Linked DNA regions of Homo sapiens: region 2 is linked to region 1. A link is an interaction called in ENCODE POLR2A ChIA-PET data of the cell type or tissue named here. Cell type or tissue: A673. All regions are shown on one strand. Each heading gives the region's core, and the rest is flanking DNA. Links, peaks and the distances in the headings are about the cores only.

The links. Peaks named below come from ENCODE experiments on the same cell type or tissue, not always from the same donor. Only the 100,000 strongest peaks of a DNase experiment are listed, where the experiment ranks them.
Region 2: POLR2A ChIA-PET joins it to region 1 with 5 read pairs; 2 of 35 experiments call an interaction of 5 or more read pairs at or near these places.

Annotation. Positions count from the first base shown.
Region 1 is chr6:133,387,349-133,395,745 of GRCh38, reverse strand. The region is part of intron 3 of EYA4 (EYA transcriptional coactivator and phosphatase 4); the gene reads right to left. Among named protein-coding and RNA genes, the nearest start is that of EYA4-AS2, 65 kb to the left of the region's middle. In A673, for the core only: no CTCF peak of the experiment used is centred there; a DNase peak (open chromatin) is centred at 3,505; H3K27ac peaks cover 426 bases.
Region 2 is chr6:133,253,135-133,261,531 of GRCh38, reverse strand. All of the region lies in intron 1 of EYA4 (EYA transcriptional coactivator and phosphatase 4), which reads right to left. It overlaps LOC124901231 (serine/arginine repetitive matrix protein 1-like), which reads left to right and starts at 7,938. Exons shown (of 3, transcript XM_047419612.1): 1 at 7,938-8,019. The coding sequence starts at 7,938. In A673, for the core only: no CTCF peak of the experiment used is centred there; no DNase peak of the experiment used is centred there.

The DNA of each region.
Region 1 (8,397 bases), core at 1,681-5,680:
TCTGTCACCCAGGCTGGAGTGCAATGGCACAATCTTGGCTCACTGCAACCTCCACCTCTCGGGTTCAAGCGATTCTTCTGTCTCAGCCTGCTGAGTACCAGGGACTACAGGCACGCAACACCACGCCTGGCTAATTTTTTGTATTTTTAGTAGAGATGGGGTTTCACCATGTTGGCCAGGCTGGTCTCAAACTCCTGAATTCAAATAATCTGCCTGCCTTGGCCTCCCAAAGTGCTGGGATTACAGGCGGGAGCCACCACAGCCCAAACTTAGAGGTCTTCCTTAGATTTGATCTTATTTACAGATGACATTTAAACCTTCTTATATGGCATACGGTAGTGCGACTAGTGTAGGTAAAGACTTGAAGAACTTGCCACTTCTCTCCCCAAAATATAAAAACTAGCTCCTCATTCATTCATTCACCAATTCCTATTATAAATATTTATTGCACTCCTACTATGTGCCACACACTGTGCTAGGTACCTGACCTGGATTGGAGAAAAAAAAAAAAAAATCCCTAAGTGATCCAGATGCTTGAGTTGCTCATGTTAGCATGAAAAAGGAATAATTCTAGATAACCTCATCTATCCAGAACCTTCAAGGAATTTGGTCATTATGGTTTAGTCAAATATTGTGTGTTGCTGAGCTGTGGTTATTTTAAGCAATAGCATATTTTAAATGGGATCATTTTGTAAATAAATAATTCTAAAATATTTTAATGGGATCATTTTGTATATAAATAATTCTAAAATGTTATGATGTTAAATGTAATTTAACTTTTACTGAGAAAATCAGGGTGACCAACACTAGTGAGAATCATCACACAGTACTAAGGCATATCAATGTCCTCAGGGATTACTAAAGCATACTGGGCTTCCAGTGTTCATGCCAAAATATCTCATGTGACTAAGCATTTTGCATTCTTACATTTATGCTTCGCTATTTTTGTCTTTTTGTCATTAGACTGTCACTTGTCAATACTATCACTATGCCTACTTGTAATAAGAGCAGTCATTTAAATTCACATAATACAGTGGCAGGTACTTTGTTAAACATTTTCGATATATTCCTTCACTTAGAATTTAAAACTGTGCATTCAGTAAGACAAAACATTCTGAGACAACATCTCAGAGATACCTCTATGAAGCCTAGATTTGTCATAGGCTTTTTTTTTTCTCTCTGTAATTCTCAAATATGTCTGTATGGGTGAGGTTTGCTAGACAATTGAGTTTGCCATCAAGTCTGTGGAGCCTTGGAAATTAATTATAACTAAAGCAAAAGTATTTTTTAAATACAAGCTTATAAAGGTGCCGCTGTTGAACTAAAGATACCTGTATTATTTGGCTCTTACTACCCAAGCAAGACAAGTATTTGTTTGATATAACTTTTTCTAGAATTTTAAGAGTGGATTAAATCATTCGATGACCAAAAAAAAAAAAAAAAAAAAAAAAAAAAAAAAAACACAAGCTTATATATACATTTTTCCAACTATTCTTATGTTGGAGATTCTCTCATTGGAAATGTAAATATTTAGAAAAAGTAGAGCTTAATTTTAGCTACATGAATTTTAGGAATATAAAGACAGTTATTTGGCACAGTAAGCATGCCTGAAAGACTTCAAGTATCAGGTGATAGAAATTCATAAACACGTGAACAAAGAACCCATTCATCCATTGGCTTATTGAAAACCAAATGAGAATACTGTGTAGGTTGCTAAGACAACTGAAATGTGATGATTAAATGTAAGATAATAAGCAGAATCTCTGTACCTTTACAAATCAAAATTTTGGAATCTCTATTAAGCCCTCATCTATATTTAAGACTGAAACTTTAAGAACACTACTTTAGAAAAAGCCTTAAGACTTCGAGTTCCACTGGTGAAGAATCTTGAAGCCTTCTGATCAGGAGAGAGCCCTAGTCTTAGAAGATGTGTGTGGTGTGGCAGAGAGAGGTGTTCCTGGTTGGGGATCAGCCCCATCTTGTAGCAGTGACAAAAGAGGCAATTAGTCCAAGACATTTATTTGAAAATGGTTTATTGAAATTACAAGTAAATATTTCCAAAATGTGGAAAAGACTAGAAATAGTAGCTTTTTCTAGAATATTGCTATTTCAAATTTTGAACTCTGGGCTCACTCTATTCTAGCCACACTGTCCTTCCCTCTTCTGTCACCTGAACATGCCACGCAGGCTTTTACTGAAGGGAGTGTACTTCCACCAGCTCTCTGCTTGGCTCACTCATTCATTTCCTTCAAGTTTGCTAAAATATCACCCAATTTAAAACCACAACCATTCCCCTCCGCAATGTTCCTGATCCTCCCTATTTTATTTAATTGGTGGTTATGTATTACCTTCTAACATACTCCTTTACCATGTATGCTCTTGTTTTGTTTACTGACGTATCTCAAGCATTTGGTGCCTGACCCATAGTAGATGCTCAATAAATAGTACCTTTAAGGGGGAGAATAAGCATTTAATTGAACTACTGAGAGGAAAACCACTATATCCCCCTTTCTATTACCATCTAGAGTTGGCCAAGCATGAAGTGGACCACAAAAGCTTCTATGTTTCTACTCACACTGAGTCTAGAATTTCTGCACTACAGATGCTCTAAGTGCAAAATAAGGATTTAAGATGCTTAATAACCCCTAAGCAATCTTGGAGAATACTCAGAGATGGTTGTTGCCCTCAATCGACAACATTCTAATTACCCCTGTGATGCAAAGCAGAGTCTTGTCCTAGCTCCTTAGGTCTTCTGGATAGAAGTCACTGCACAAATGCTGCTTTACATGAGGAATTACTCTGACCAAATTAACTCAAGCAGCTAACAGTCTCCAGAACGAGTTTTGTACTGTTAACCACAAAGATTTCTGAGCTCAGTTTACTGTAGGAGAGGCTGACCAGGAACACAGCCATTTTCTGGAATTAATCACTAATACATGTGGCGAAGACAGGCATTTTCTCATCTCTAAAGAACAATGCAAGCTGTCAGAAAGAAGAGGCCAGATCCTTCCCCCTGCCACCATGCCTATTTCAAGCCAAATCTATTATTTCAGGCTTTATATGCATGTATTTGTTCTTAAATCAAAAGAAATAAGTATCCACTGTAGAAAATTTGGAAAATGTGTTTAAGCTATGAAAAAAATAGTGTGTAATGCCGCCCCAAAATAACCACAATTTGCTAAGTGTCTCTCCAGCCTTTTATGTAAGTTTCATAGCTGGTCTCCCTGCCTCCAAGCACCTGAGTCACGGTTGATCTGTCATCACCAGTACAATTTTAATTATATCATTACCTGATCAGAAATCCATTGGTGAGCTCTCAATACCTGTAAGAGAGCTTGCCAAGTTTTAAATCTGGGCTCTAGGTTATTGATTGCTGACTGTCTTTCTGCAGGTATGTTTGAACATTGTTTTTTTTTTTAAAGAGCTAAAACCTAGACACTAATCTTGGCAAAATTGAGGGCATTAGTCAGACAATTATCTAACAACTACACACAGGAAATGGAGAAAGCAATTTGCATTTGAATTGGTATTTGAGAGCCGAAGAGAAGACTGGGTCCCTTGAATAGGAACTGGTCAGCTTGGGGATGGGTATAGGGAGGCCAAAAATTGGTACAAGAGTTTACATAAAGAGGGGAACTGAGTTCCTCTTACTTTGCAGTTTCGCTGCCACTCCACTTAAAGGTCTGTCTCCAGCAATCTCTACTTTCAGATCACGGTTTGTAGATGCCTGACCTATGAAATCAAGCTCTAAGTCTCTATAGTAGTAAAATGAATAGCCATTGAGTTGTCTCTAATTAGGAAAGGGGGGAGTGCATTTTCAATTTCCTTGATATATGCTAGTTTATATAGGCTGGATTATAAAGTGAAGGATGAGGGAGGGGTAGGTGCTGGATAAAACTGGCAGGTTAAAAATGTCCTGGGAAGGGAAGGAGTAGAAAGTAGAGGGCACTTGTGGGTTATCTACCCTCAACCTTTGCTTGAAAGCTCCTCACAACCCAATTCATAGGCTCCCAGAGGTGGCTCCTGAAAGCCACATTTCTGTTTTGTGACCCTGACTCTCTGAAAACATTCCCGTCCCTAGAAATCTGGAACTGAGATAATGAAAAAGAGAGGAATCTATTATCTAGGTGGCTAAAGAAGTCAAATGTATAAAATCAGGAGCAGTGTCACATGGGCATTTTCCTCTTGTTGTGTGGCCTGGAGAAAAACAAAGCTGGTCAGCCAGAGAGATAAAGACACAGAACGGTGAAGCAAAGGGGACAGAGATGAATAAGAGATGAACAGGGAGATAATCTGTGTCTCCCATACCTTCTGAAATTCAGCAAGCCCTCTTTTCCCGAGTTAAGAAATTAATCCTTTGCTTAGGTGCATGCCTGTAATCCCAGCTACTCAGGAGGCTGAAGCAGGAGAATCGCTTGAACCTGGGAGGTGGAGGTTGTGGTGAGCCAAGATCATGCCATTGCACTCCAGCCCTCCAGCCTGGGCAACAAGAGCGAAACTCCATCTCAAAAAAAAAAAAAAAACAAAAACAAAACCCAAAAAATAATAGATACTAAAACTTCCTTTTTCTGCTTCAACTGGCTGACAACAGTAGCTGCAACCAATAAGAGTCCTAACTAAAACAACTAGCAAGCTAAACCAGCCACAAGCTGTGCTAACCTACCCTAACTTTCTAATCTCATCTACTATTTCTTCACATGGATCAAGTGGGACTATCCAAAAACCATACCTTTCAATTTCAGCTCCTGGGTTTTTTGGTTTGTTTGTTTGTTTGTTTGTACCTCACTGTGAGTTCTCTTTCCTTCATTTCTTCAAAATTTATCTATTCTTTGACATTCAGCTATAGCCCCCCAATCTTCTATGAAGCCCTTCCTAACCACACTAACCCCCAGTGCTCAAACTGCACTCTGGTGCTCTTATTCTCCTCTATCCCTCTAATGAAATGATTTCATCTGTAGAACTTACCAGATAAGTATTACCTAAAAATAGATGCCCTTGGGTGGCCACAGAGTTCACACATACATGATTTTACTCTATGATACATGTAGGAAATGGAGACAGCAGGGGAGATGGAAAACATTACCTATGTAACTGGTATATATTTTTTCCTAGAATGTTTTGGGACTAATGTTAGAGCCATGCACTGCTATGTCAGTTTGGAACGATAGGTAGAATACAAAATGAGACTCAAGCAACATTTAACAGAGTAAAATAAGGGAAATAGGGCCAGGTGCAGTGGCTCACGCCTGTAATCCCAGCACTTTAGGAGGCCAAGGCGGGCAGATGACTTGAGGTCAGGAGTTTGAGACCAGCCTGGCCAGGATGACAAAACCCCACCTCAACTAAAGATACAAAAAGTAGGCGGGTGTGGTGGCGGGGGCGCCTGTAGTCCCAGCTACTCAAGAGGCTGAGGCAGGAGAATCGCTCAAACCTAGGAGGTGGAGGATACAGTGAGCCGAGATTCTGCCACCGCACTCCAGTCTGGGTGACACAGCGAAAGTCTGTCTCAAAAAATAAAAATAAAAATAAGAGAACTAGGAGAGTGGACAACAGGTAGCCCAGAAAACCCCTGACCTTTTGTGGGCAGTAATTAGGCACAAAAAGTATATTTTCACATTTTTACTTCCTGCACATATAAACTTTTAAGGTTATTTGCTCATGCTTCTGTATATACTCTGTCTACTGAATACTGCCTGATCAATTGACCAACACGGCAACACCATATGGAAAGTGTCATTAAGAAAGGCTCTCTGACAGTCTTGGCAGAACAGAAAGGCAGGGTCTAGACCCTGTAAGCCATGTGAAGACCTACTGCATTCATTCAGAGGTGAGGTGGCAAGATTCTGAACTTTCATAGTGGCAGTGAGGTGAGGCAGGATAAAGAGATTCAAAAAGCACGGCAGAGGAAAATTCAAAAAACATGGTTTCATAGAAAATTGGGGGGGCTATAGCTGAATGTCAACTTGATGACCAGCAGGATTAGGAAAGGGAGCAAGAAGTCAAAGATTGCTTAAAAGTTCTGAGACAGGACAACTGAGAGAATTATTTATCACTAGAAAGGAAAGACCCTGGGGAAAGAAGTGTAATTACAATTTTTCACAAGTGGAGCTGAGATGGCAGAGAGAAATCCCTAACTAAATTACACTAGGGATTTGTGGTTAAAAGAGATATTCCAGGAGCAATTGCAAGCCAGATTTGTGTATTTGGAAGTTATTCATTCATTTAACAGATATGTACTGGGGACCTGCTATGTGCTAGGCCCTGTGCTGTATACTAATGAGGCAATGGTGAACAAAGGCAGATATGAACTCTAACCTTGTAGAGCTTATAGTCTGGTGAACTGAGGAGGCATCTACCACATGCAGAATCTCTGAAGGAGAAGAACATGGTACCCTGTGGCCTTATGACAGTGGGGCTGGACTAGTTGGCTGGATAGGGAAGGCTTCCTTAAAGCACTGAGCTTCTTCAGGAGTTTGGCAGCCACTCCACTTAAAGGTCTGTCCCTAGCAATCTCTCCTTTCATATCACAGTTTGTAGATGCCTGACCTATGAAATCAAGCTCTAAGTCTCTATACTAGTGAAATGAATAACCATTAAGTTGTCTCTAATTAGAGAAGGGGAGAGTGCTGCAACGGGCGCAAAACATCTGGAAGATGATTTGAAATGATGTAGGTAAGCAAAGGTGGGAGGGGAAAGGAGAAACTGAAAGGGAAGGAGAGTCCCAGCCTCTGTGGAGAGAGGCAAGTAGCAGTGGTGAATGCAGACCTCCTAACAAGCAGCAGCTCATGCACACCGAGCAGAAGCAGAAGGACGTGGGCGGAGCATGCTAGGCACTGTGGGCCACATCAAGAGTTGTAAACAGAGATTATACATGAAAAAGTATGAAATGAAAGAAAAGCAAAAGCATCAAGAATAAAACCTAGGGAGCTGAAGACAGTGAGGCAAAGGTTAAATAAACACGGTATGAATGAAGAAATGCCACTGTGAGGCCCTTCCTCCTTTTGGTTGTAGCCTATTCCTTTTCCTTAATGGGTTTTAGGATGAGTCTTCTTCAATTTAAACACATAATAAGCAACTATTCTCTGAGTAACAATGAGAAGGGACATGTACTATATTATTCTCATTTGCCCATTCATTTAATCTTAGAAAATGATGAACTCTACAGGGGAAGTGCAGAAAGAAATCAAAAAGTGTACAAAAATAACACTCAGCTACACTGGCCAATAAAGATAAGTTACCAGGAGTTCCCAATGAGCTACTGGAAGGGTCGATTGGGCACATATGTGATAAGACATTTAGGAAACAATAGTCTATGTTTTGAGACTTTTTTTTTTTTTTTGAGACCGAGTCTCACTCTGTTGCCCAGGCTGGAGTGCAGTGGCATGATTACGGCTCACTGCAACCTCCGCCCCCCAGGTTCAAGCGATTCTCGTGCCTCAGCCTCCCAAGTAGCTGGGATTACAGGTGCCCACCACTATGCCCTACTAATTTTTGTATTTTTAGTAGAGACGGGGTCTCACCATGTTGGCCAGGCTGGTCTCGAACTCCCAACCTCAGATGATCCACCCGCCTCAGCCTCCCAAAGTGCTGGGTTTATAGGGTGAGCCACTGTGCCCGGCCGAGACTGTTTTTTAAAGCTGCAATTATCACTGAAATAAGTGATTTGGCAAACACCACAGACAATTATCTGAGGAAATCAGCACAGATGCCACCATGAACAAAGGATCAAGATAGGTCAGCTATCAAAGACACAATTAACAGCAAAACAGAGGACATCATTCACCCTCATTCACAGCCCCATCTGCATCCATATCTGCAGGAATCTGTCAGCACACCCCAGAAAAGGTAAAACAAATTCTGAAAATCTCCAGTAAATGCCAGCCAAAAATGATGAAAAGACTAGAGAAGCATCCACATGAGGCCAGACTTTGAAACAAGACAAAACACTTTCCAAATTGGGAAGAAAAAGATTAAGCTATAATATGACTCAGGTTAAATAAATGACATGAGAATTAAATCACACTCTTAGAATATTTAACTATTAGAATATCTATCATTTTCAGGGGAAGTATGCCTTATAATTTGAAAGAGGTGTTTTTTAATAATTAAAGGAATTAATTATTACTTTGCATTGTGATTAGTAATTTCCTGGGTTCATTAGTCAAAAAGATAATATATGATAATATAATTAAGTCCAAGAAATGGTTACCCAATTCTGTGGTCTGTACAACCAGATCATGTTATTGAGAGAATTTAAGGTATTTAGAACTATATTCCAACCTTCCAGGTTTGAGAAAAACATAAACTGGCAGTAATGATTTTTGGTACTTCTTGGAGACAGAATATTGGGCTAGATGGACCTCTGATTTGACACAGTGAAATGCTATGCATGTTTCA
Region 2 (8,397 bases), core at 2,316-6,315, 130 kb after region 1:
CCTTTTAGTTGTCATTCTGTATAACATCAAAGTTGTGACTGGTGCCTTTAGTGTTGAGAGACTGATATAATCAATAAACAATTATAGACGGACATGTGAAAGAAAAGGGAATAGGAAAGCATCAGCATTCAGTATTAACAGGATGTTAAGACATTTTAAGTTGGCAAAAGCAGGAGAATAAGTACAAAATACAATTAAGACAATTGGTTATTACAATATTTTGATAACCTTAAAAGCCTTAAAACCCCCAAAACAAAGAATGGCACATGTGATATCATTGCAACAACACATCTACTTCAGATTTCTGACAAACAAGATGAACAAGAAGTGGAGTTAAGTGGCAACTTAAAGGCTGCTGTGACGCTCCAAGTGAGAAGCCAAGAGAATCTAGACTGACATGGGGTGGAAAAAGGCCTGGAGAAGTGGATATGAGGGATAATATGAGAGATACATCAATAAGACAAAGGAACTATATGAATATAACTGATAAGGCAAATGTGACTTTCAGGTATCACACCTTAATTCATGAGAAATTGATGATATGGAAAAGTTAAGAGGAAAAGGTACGTTTACATTTGTGTTGTTATCGTTTTGTTGTCATTATCTTCTTTTATGGCGATGGGCAGGAAGCAAAAGCAAGAGGCAATCCACAGAGGAAGGAGTCTAAAAAGTTTGTCACATTTATTGGAGGGGGGATAGAAAAACTCGGCCCACCATCAGATTCAGCAAAGAAGCCTGTCCTATGATGGAGCCTTTGGGAAGAGAATAAAAGAAAATAATTTCTTGAGTGAGATAAATCAAAACTTCAGCCTTGCAGGATGTAAATTCTAAATGTTTACTGCATCTGTGGTATGGAAACCTCAAGACAAAAAAATAAAATAAAATAAAGACTGACCTAGAGGTTTGAAATCCCTAGACTCCAGGGGAATGCAAAATTGCTCCACAGAGTACAAAGGGTTCTAAGAGAGAAATCCACCAAAAGTTATAAACTACAGGCGAGGTGCGGTGGCTCATGCCTGTAATCCCAGCACATTGGGAGGCTCAGGCAGGCAGATCACTTGAGGTCAGGAGTTTGAGGCCAGCCTGGCTAACATGGCGAAACCCCTTTTCTACTAAAAATACAAAAGTTAGCTGGGCATGGTGGTGGGCACCTGTGATCCCAGCTATTCGGGAGGCTGAGGCAGGAGAATCGCCTGAACCCAGGAGGCAGAGATTGCAGTAAGCCAAGATCGTGCCACTGCACTCCAGCCTGGGCAACAGAGCACAACTCCATCTCAAAAAGAAAAAAAAAATTATAAGCTACATAAAGAAACAAAACACAGTAGAGAGTAGCCACAACAACAAATTAGGAATCTAAGAATGTGAAACTACAGAGCAATGTGGAAAAAACTAGATAGGTATACTTAAAACAGACACAAAAGAAACAGAAATAAAATTGAAAAGCCACACACGAAAAAAATATACACACAAACCTGGAAGAGAACCATAAAAATGTTTTTAAAAATATATTCACTGAATTTTTTTACAAGAAACAAACTAAACAGCAAATTAGATACATCTAAAGAAATAATTTATGAACTACAAGGTAAATCTGGTAAATCTCAAGAAGTGTGTGCCCATCCCCATAAAAGAAAATAATGACAACAAAAACAATAACAAAATCACAATTATATCTTTCCAAACAACTTTTCTATAACATTAATTTCTCAGGAATCAAGGTGTGACACCTGTGAGTCATATTCTTTATTATGGGGAGGGAGAAGTCCCAAACACAACAAAGTAAACATGAGAGTTATATAATATGGCAATAAATCTGATTCATCTAATGCCAAGTTACTGATTTGAATTGTGTCTATAGTGAATACTAATTAAGAATGTAATTAAATAAGATGCTGTTTGCTTTCCTTAAATTTGGGACACTTGAGGAAATTTTATTGATCCAGATTTTTAATTGAGGCATCCAGGAAAGTTTGAGTACCCTTTTTCCTCTCAATAAATTCCCCTGTAGCATTTGAATATAAAAATCATTCCACTGACTCTGTAACTGAATTAGAAGTAGGGCCACCTTTACCAAAAACTGCCCTTATAGCTTCTAAAAATCCAAAGACCTTTAAAAGGGCTGAAGTTGTAAGAATTCAGAAAATAATGTATCAAATACATTTGGTGTTTTGAGTCAACTCAACGTTATGCTTCCCTGCTATGTGTCCTGCTTTCACATGTATGGCAGGCTGTTAGATATTAGGAGTATGCTGTCATTCCTGTCATTCCTAATCTTTTTCTCTCAAGTTAAGTACGGTGCCCCTGGTTAACAAGACCACTTCTTCAATTTAAAAAAAAATCTTTGTTTCCCAACAGGGAATTATAAGGGAATTCAGTCAGCCACAAAAGCATAATTGCTTAGGAAATGCATTAAGTGGAAGGCAGATATAAACTAGGTCATAGTGCATCATTATTTTTAAATCACTCAATTATAAATTGACGTATTAATATAGATCAACATTAATGTATACCAAAGTATCACATTTATACCCAAATAAAAATGTAAAGGAAAACCAATTAGCTGAAATAGAAATTAATGATGATAATCTTCAAAGCAGCAAGAATGCACCTTTGAGAAAGACCCTAGGGTTCTGTTTGCTTGTTTGTTGGAGACTAAATTATTCTTCAGTAAAATTGAAGGGGGAAAAAAGACTAACGTTTAAGCTACAGGAAGATGTGGTTTGCCTGGTACTTGGATGTTCTTTGTAGAATCTACAAGTTCATCTCCCAGGGGTCCAAATGCTCTTGGACCTAAAAAGCCCCCGGGAAAGAACTCTTCCAAGGGAAGAGATGGAGAGCCATACAAGCAGAAACCAAGTCTGAGTCCTAAGTCTTGGGGCTGCAAGAAAAGAACAAGAGAACAAGCCAAAAAAGTTGCCCACTAAACTCTCTATAGAAGGGGAGGAGGGCAGGTGTCATCACTACGTACTCTGAAGTCTCTGTTACAGGGTACTGGACTGAGGGAAGTTGCTAGACACTTTCCTCATTTCAAATTACTTGTAACCCCAGCAGTTCGATCAAAAAATATAACTCCGCAAGCTGATGGAAAGAAACGAATTTGGTGAAGAAAGCGCGGGAAAATACTGGTTAAACTAGTAAGAAAAAGATCGCAATAAAAAAGAATTTAAAGCGTGAGAACTGAAATCAGGAAGATGGCAGAATGAGAAGCAGAATAATTTGCCCCCTCTCTCTTGACTGAACCAAATGTAAAGACATCAGGTGGTAGAGATGTGGATACTAGTCCTTACAGTACTCTCTAAGAGTGCTATGGTTTTTCCTCGTCCCCACTCTATGCCCCAGGCATCTCCTCCAGGGCTTCAGCCAAGTTCTTGTTCAAGCACTTGAACAAACTAGATTCACTCCTGAATTAGCTTCAGGTGCTGCCCATAGACACTGCTATGGCCCACACTTGGACAATCCAGCTTGGTTTTCTTAATGTCTTAATTTCTTTTTCATGATCGTGAAAAAAATGCAATGAGTTTCTTTGAAGAAATATCTAAGATATATAAATTCAGAATATTCATAGTCCCTAAATCAAGACTGTATCATACAAAAACACCGATTCTTTTAAAATGCATGAATGAGTGAATGAGTGCATAAATAGTCAATAGTGCATAAATGCATGCATGAATGAATGAATGAGAGCATAAATAAGCAAATAAGGAAATATACTTCTAAAGCACATGTCAGGAAATGGATAAATTACGTTTCATGAAGTTTCAGATTGAATCAGGCAAACAGAATTGTAGATTTCTATGTCTGCCATGACTCAGTGTATAGCTTTGGGAAAACCTTGTAATTTCTCCATACTTCAGTTTCTCACCCTATAAAAGGAGTATATTGCTTGAAATTTAATTCCCTCACAGCAGTGAGAGTTTTGATTCAACGTTTATAAAACGTTTTTTAGCTTCCCTGATTAATAGGCAAAATACTGTGGTAGTTTGTATAATACATTTTCCAAAAAGGATAAAGGTAACTGGTCGAATCTGATGTAAAATAATACTTTACTCAAGAAATAAATATCAGTCATATTTATTACCTCTCCATTTCATTTGCTAAGTAATAAAAATTACTTCTAACAGAAAAGTATCAAATTAATATTCAAGCCAGTTGAAGTGTTATCATCACAGGCCTCACCTACGTTGGGGGAAGGAGAGTTGTTTTGTTTTTCCAGGCTACCCCACATGTTTATATGGTAAAGTCAGGAATGTTGGGCACAGTTTTGAAGGCCTCTAGCGTATTCATTGGTTTCTGGCATTCTAATGCACTCTACTCTTATAACCATAAAAGTACTCTTGAGTGCTTCTGGAAATATATAACAAATCCTTAATCAATTTAAGAGTGTTTTAACTGCATACATGAAATTTCTTGGGAGGAAAATATTAGCTATTCTACACACATACAGTACTTAAGTTAGCAAGAGAGTTCCTTCTGAAAGGCACAAAGCAGCTTCCCCATAGTAATATAATTTTCAGTTTTATATGTGTAAGTCCTATTGAATCCCTTAGAATAACAGGAAATTCTGCAGGAAAAAAAACCCCACAAAAATTGATAGCCATATTTATTCAATGCAAGAGGAATACATTAGCTATTCTGAGTTGGACTACTTTTTAAAGGCACTAGATAACCATTGAAGATTAATCAAAATCTTAACCAAAAACTACAAGAACTGAATATTCTGGAGACAGAATTTTCTACATATAAAAATCGAACAACAAAATCAACTGATTAATATACTTCATTTTAAAACTGTATCTATCAGATTACTTTAGCCAGCATTTGAGTAGCAATTTTCTGGATTTTGATGCATTAACTTTTATTTCCACATTAAACAGATTATAATAAGTAACAGATTTATAAATTAGTCATTGATATGACACAACTGATATTGTGACATGTATAATAATATTTATCAACACATTTATAATGGAGTAATGTCATTTATTACTTATACAATGTCTATACCTTTCATCTCTATGTTAAAAAGCTATCGTAATATATGTAAGGTGCTTAGAACTGTGCCTGGCACAGAGTAGGCTCTTACTAGAATAACAATATATCATTCCTCATAAGTTCTCACCAATCACATGAGAGTTAGAACCATTTCTCCTAATAATTCTGGTAAATATTTGATGGTACTAAGTAAAAAAAAATGTAGTGAATATAATATTACTGATTTATTTCTTCCTAACATTTGGGCTTACGAACCATAAGTAAATATAATATGCATTCATAAAAATGAATACTAAATATTCTTAAGTGAGAAACTAATTATATAAATTATATGTATATATTAAATATATATCGTTAATAGAATTATTTATCCTAATCATAGTGGAGTATTCCGATTACTATATGAGTTTCAAGGAATTTACTACTATAACCATTTTTCTTAACCAGAGCACAAATAATTACAAGGTTCAATTAAGTTGAAATTTTTGCACCTGGTTTTTGTGAGAAAGATGAGAATATTACCTTAAAGATGCAAGATTCATAAATCTTTTTAAAAAGCATTTTGGTATTTTCTATGGAAAATGCACATACATATTTATCTATTAATATTGCATCTAGAGTTTTATCTACAGATATTTTTGGCAGATGTACGAAGAGACATAAAAATCATCAGTGCAACATACTTAGTAATAGTAAAAATATGGAAGCAATGTAAACATACACCAAGAGGGGAACAGTGAAATTATGAAATATCTGCATACATTAAATAGAAGCACCCAAAACTATATGTACTGATGTGGAAAAATATTCAAGATTCAGCAGATCAAAAGCAAGTTTTAAGGAAATCAATGATCCTATTGGAGTTAAAAATGTAAAATGAAAATAAATTACATCCTCACATAGTTATTACATTTACACATATATAGAAAAAAAAATGCCTGAAAAGATGCACATCTAAGTATAACAACTTATCCTGATTTGCAGAGAATAAGAATGAGTAAATCCACTTTTTACTTTAAATATATCCGTATTTTTAAAACTTTTTAAGAAAGTATAACATATGCACAGTAAAATAAAATACATAAATCAAAAGTTGATCACTGATGAATTTTTATTGAATAAACACTTTCACATGACCAGCAACCAAACCAAGATAAAAGACATAATCAGCATTCCAAAGCCTCTCTCTTGCTCCCTCTGGTCATTCCTCTCAAAAGTAACCTCTATCATCTCTGTTTTAATATGTTATACAAAGTATGACTTATTTGTATTTTTTAAGTAACAGATTAAAAAAAAAAACTTGCTTTAGCAGCATGAATTTCCTTCTCTGAATATCAAATACACTCAGCATTTTATTCCAAGATATCAATTCAAACTATAACCTGAGCTTTTATAGTGGGCCAGGCACTGAACCAAATGTCTTTCCTGCATGAATTCAATTATTCCTTACAACTCCATGAGGCGAGTACTGTTATTATTCCCCATGTACACATGCTGGAACTATGGCTTACAGCCACTCAGAAAATTACATGACCAAAGTCACATCGCTGATGAGTGGCAGAGCCTGGATACACACAAAGGTAGTCTGATTCCAGCATTCTCAACTCCTCATCAGAAACAAACAAATAAAAATAAAGTGGTAAGATGTAGAGTTGGGAGCATGAAGTGTCCCCAGCATGAAGTTCTCTTTTTCTGTTTTGTTCTGAGTAAATGACTTAAGGTCTTAAGGTCACATAATACAACATCTCATCTGCAAAATGGAAGGGTTAGGCTAGATCTCTCTTCTGATCTGATCATCTGACGCTGATAAATAAAGTGACCCACTGAAACACAGAGCAAATATGCTTTGTCATGATGTAGTGCAATCATGTACTGCACTATGCTAAAAAATGACTCATACAAGAAAATAAAACCACAATTTTTGAAACTATTGGAAACAATAATCTTAATTTAATGTTATTTCTGGACATAGGAAGACTTTCCCCCCTAAATAAGCAAATTGGTGGTTTTTGAAGGGTCTTGCTCATCTTTGTATGGAAAATGCCTAAAAACAAACCACTAAAAACTAAACAAAATTTTTTTACTTCCTCAATTGTGCCTGAAAAAAAAGATGTAATTTCCCTCAGCAAAAGGCCACGTATATTTTTAATAGATACATCTGGGATTTTTGGTCCTCACATTTTGAAACACTGACACAAACAAATACAGAACATGCTTTCTCTCAAATGAAATCTATAATTCTGAGGGTTAAAAATTCTTCAAAATAACATGAAATCGATCTTAGCAGAAGGCAACCAAAGAGATCAAGGTCTGTTTCTGGAGAAAACTAGAATTATGAAGACCATAAACCTCAACGAGAAATCTGTCTTTTAAATGTCAGTTTATTGAAAATACCAATGTACGCCGGACATACCTGTTTTTCCACTAGAAAATCAGTAATACTTTGGTACAAATGAGGCTTTAAATAAGTTGGAGTAGAAAATAACCAATAAACCAGCTTTCATGACCACAAGCAAAAGAGAACCAGTTTTCCAAAAAGTTAACAGGATTCATCCTTTGCAGATGTCTGGTTTGGGACCTAATGCCCTTTAAAGATATGCATGGAATAGTGCAGTCACTTAATTTCCATTAACATCTCCAGGTGTTGAGGTTACGGAGGGAAAAAGATATGATCTCTCCCCTCTGTGAGTTCATAGTCTCTCTAGAAGACAGACACATACAATGAGCCCCAACACAATCTGCTGTTATATTAACAGTCCAAAAAAAGTGCTATGGTATTACACAGAGAAAAGAACTAATTCTGCCTGAGCCTTAAGGAAGGCTTCACAGAGGAGGTGACATTTGAGCTAAGCCTTGAAAGATGAGTAGATTATTATTATTATTATTATTTTGTCCAGGTAGGCAGCAAAAGAGCACTAGGCAAGTAGGTTAAGGGAGTTGGGGCCATGGAGGATAAGGGTGGTGAGAATATGCCAGGGAGAAAAAAGGAAGTGACTGACGGCATTATAAGAAATAAAATGTTCATAAGTAAGTCTTACCACATTAGGACCCACTATACAAAGAATCAACCTGAGAAAGGAGATATGTGACTTGAATACTCTGTGGGGTTCCTTGATTTATGAACCCAGGAAGTGCTCATTTGGAAAAATAGAACCTCTGGGTTTTTGGCCGTTCTCCAGTAACTAAAGGGCTACTAGGCTTCCCGTTCAATATCTGGCATAAAGTGCCTGGATGGACCTGTGGTTCGCTGTGCCTTCTTTGGACTTCCTGTCCATGAATGAAGCAGAACTCTCCTCCACTATCTGTGATTTAAACCCCTGTCTCAAATTCTCCGCAACACTCCCCGAGAACGGCCTCCACCTGTCATTGGGTTGCCCAGCACCCACTTTATCTCTCTGCTAACAA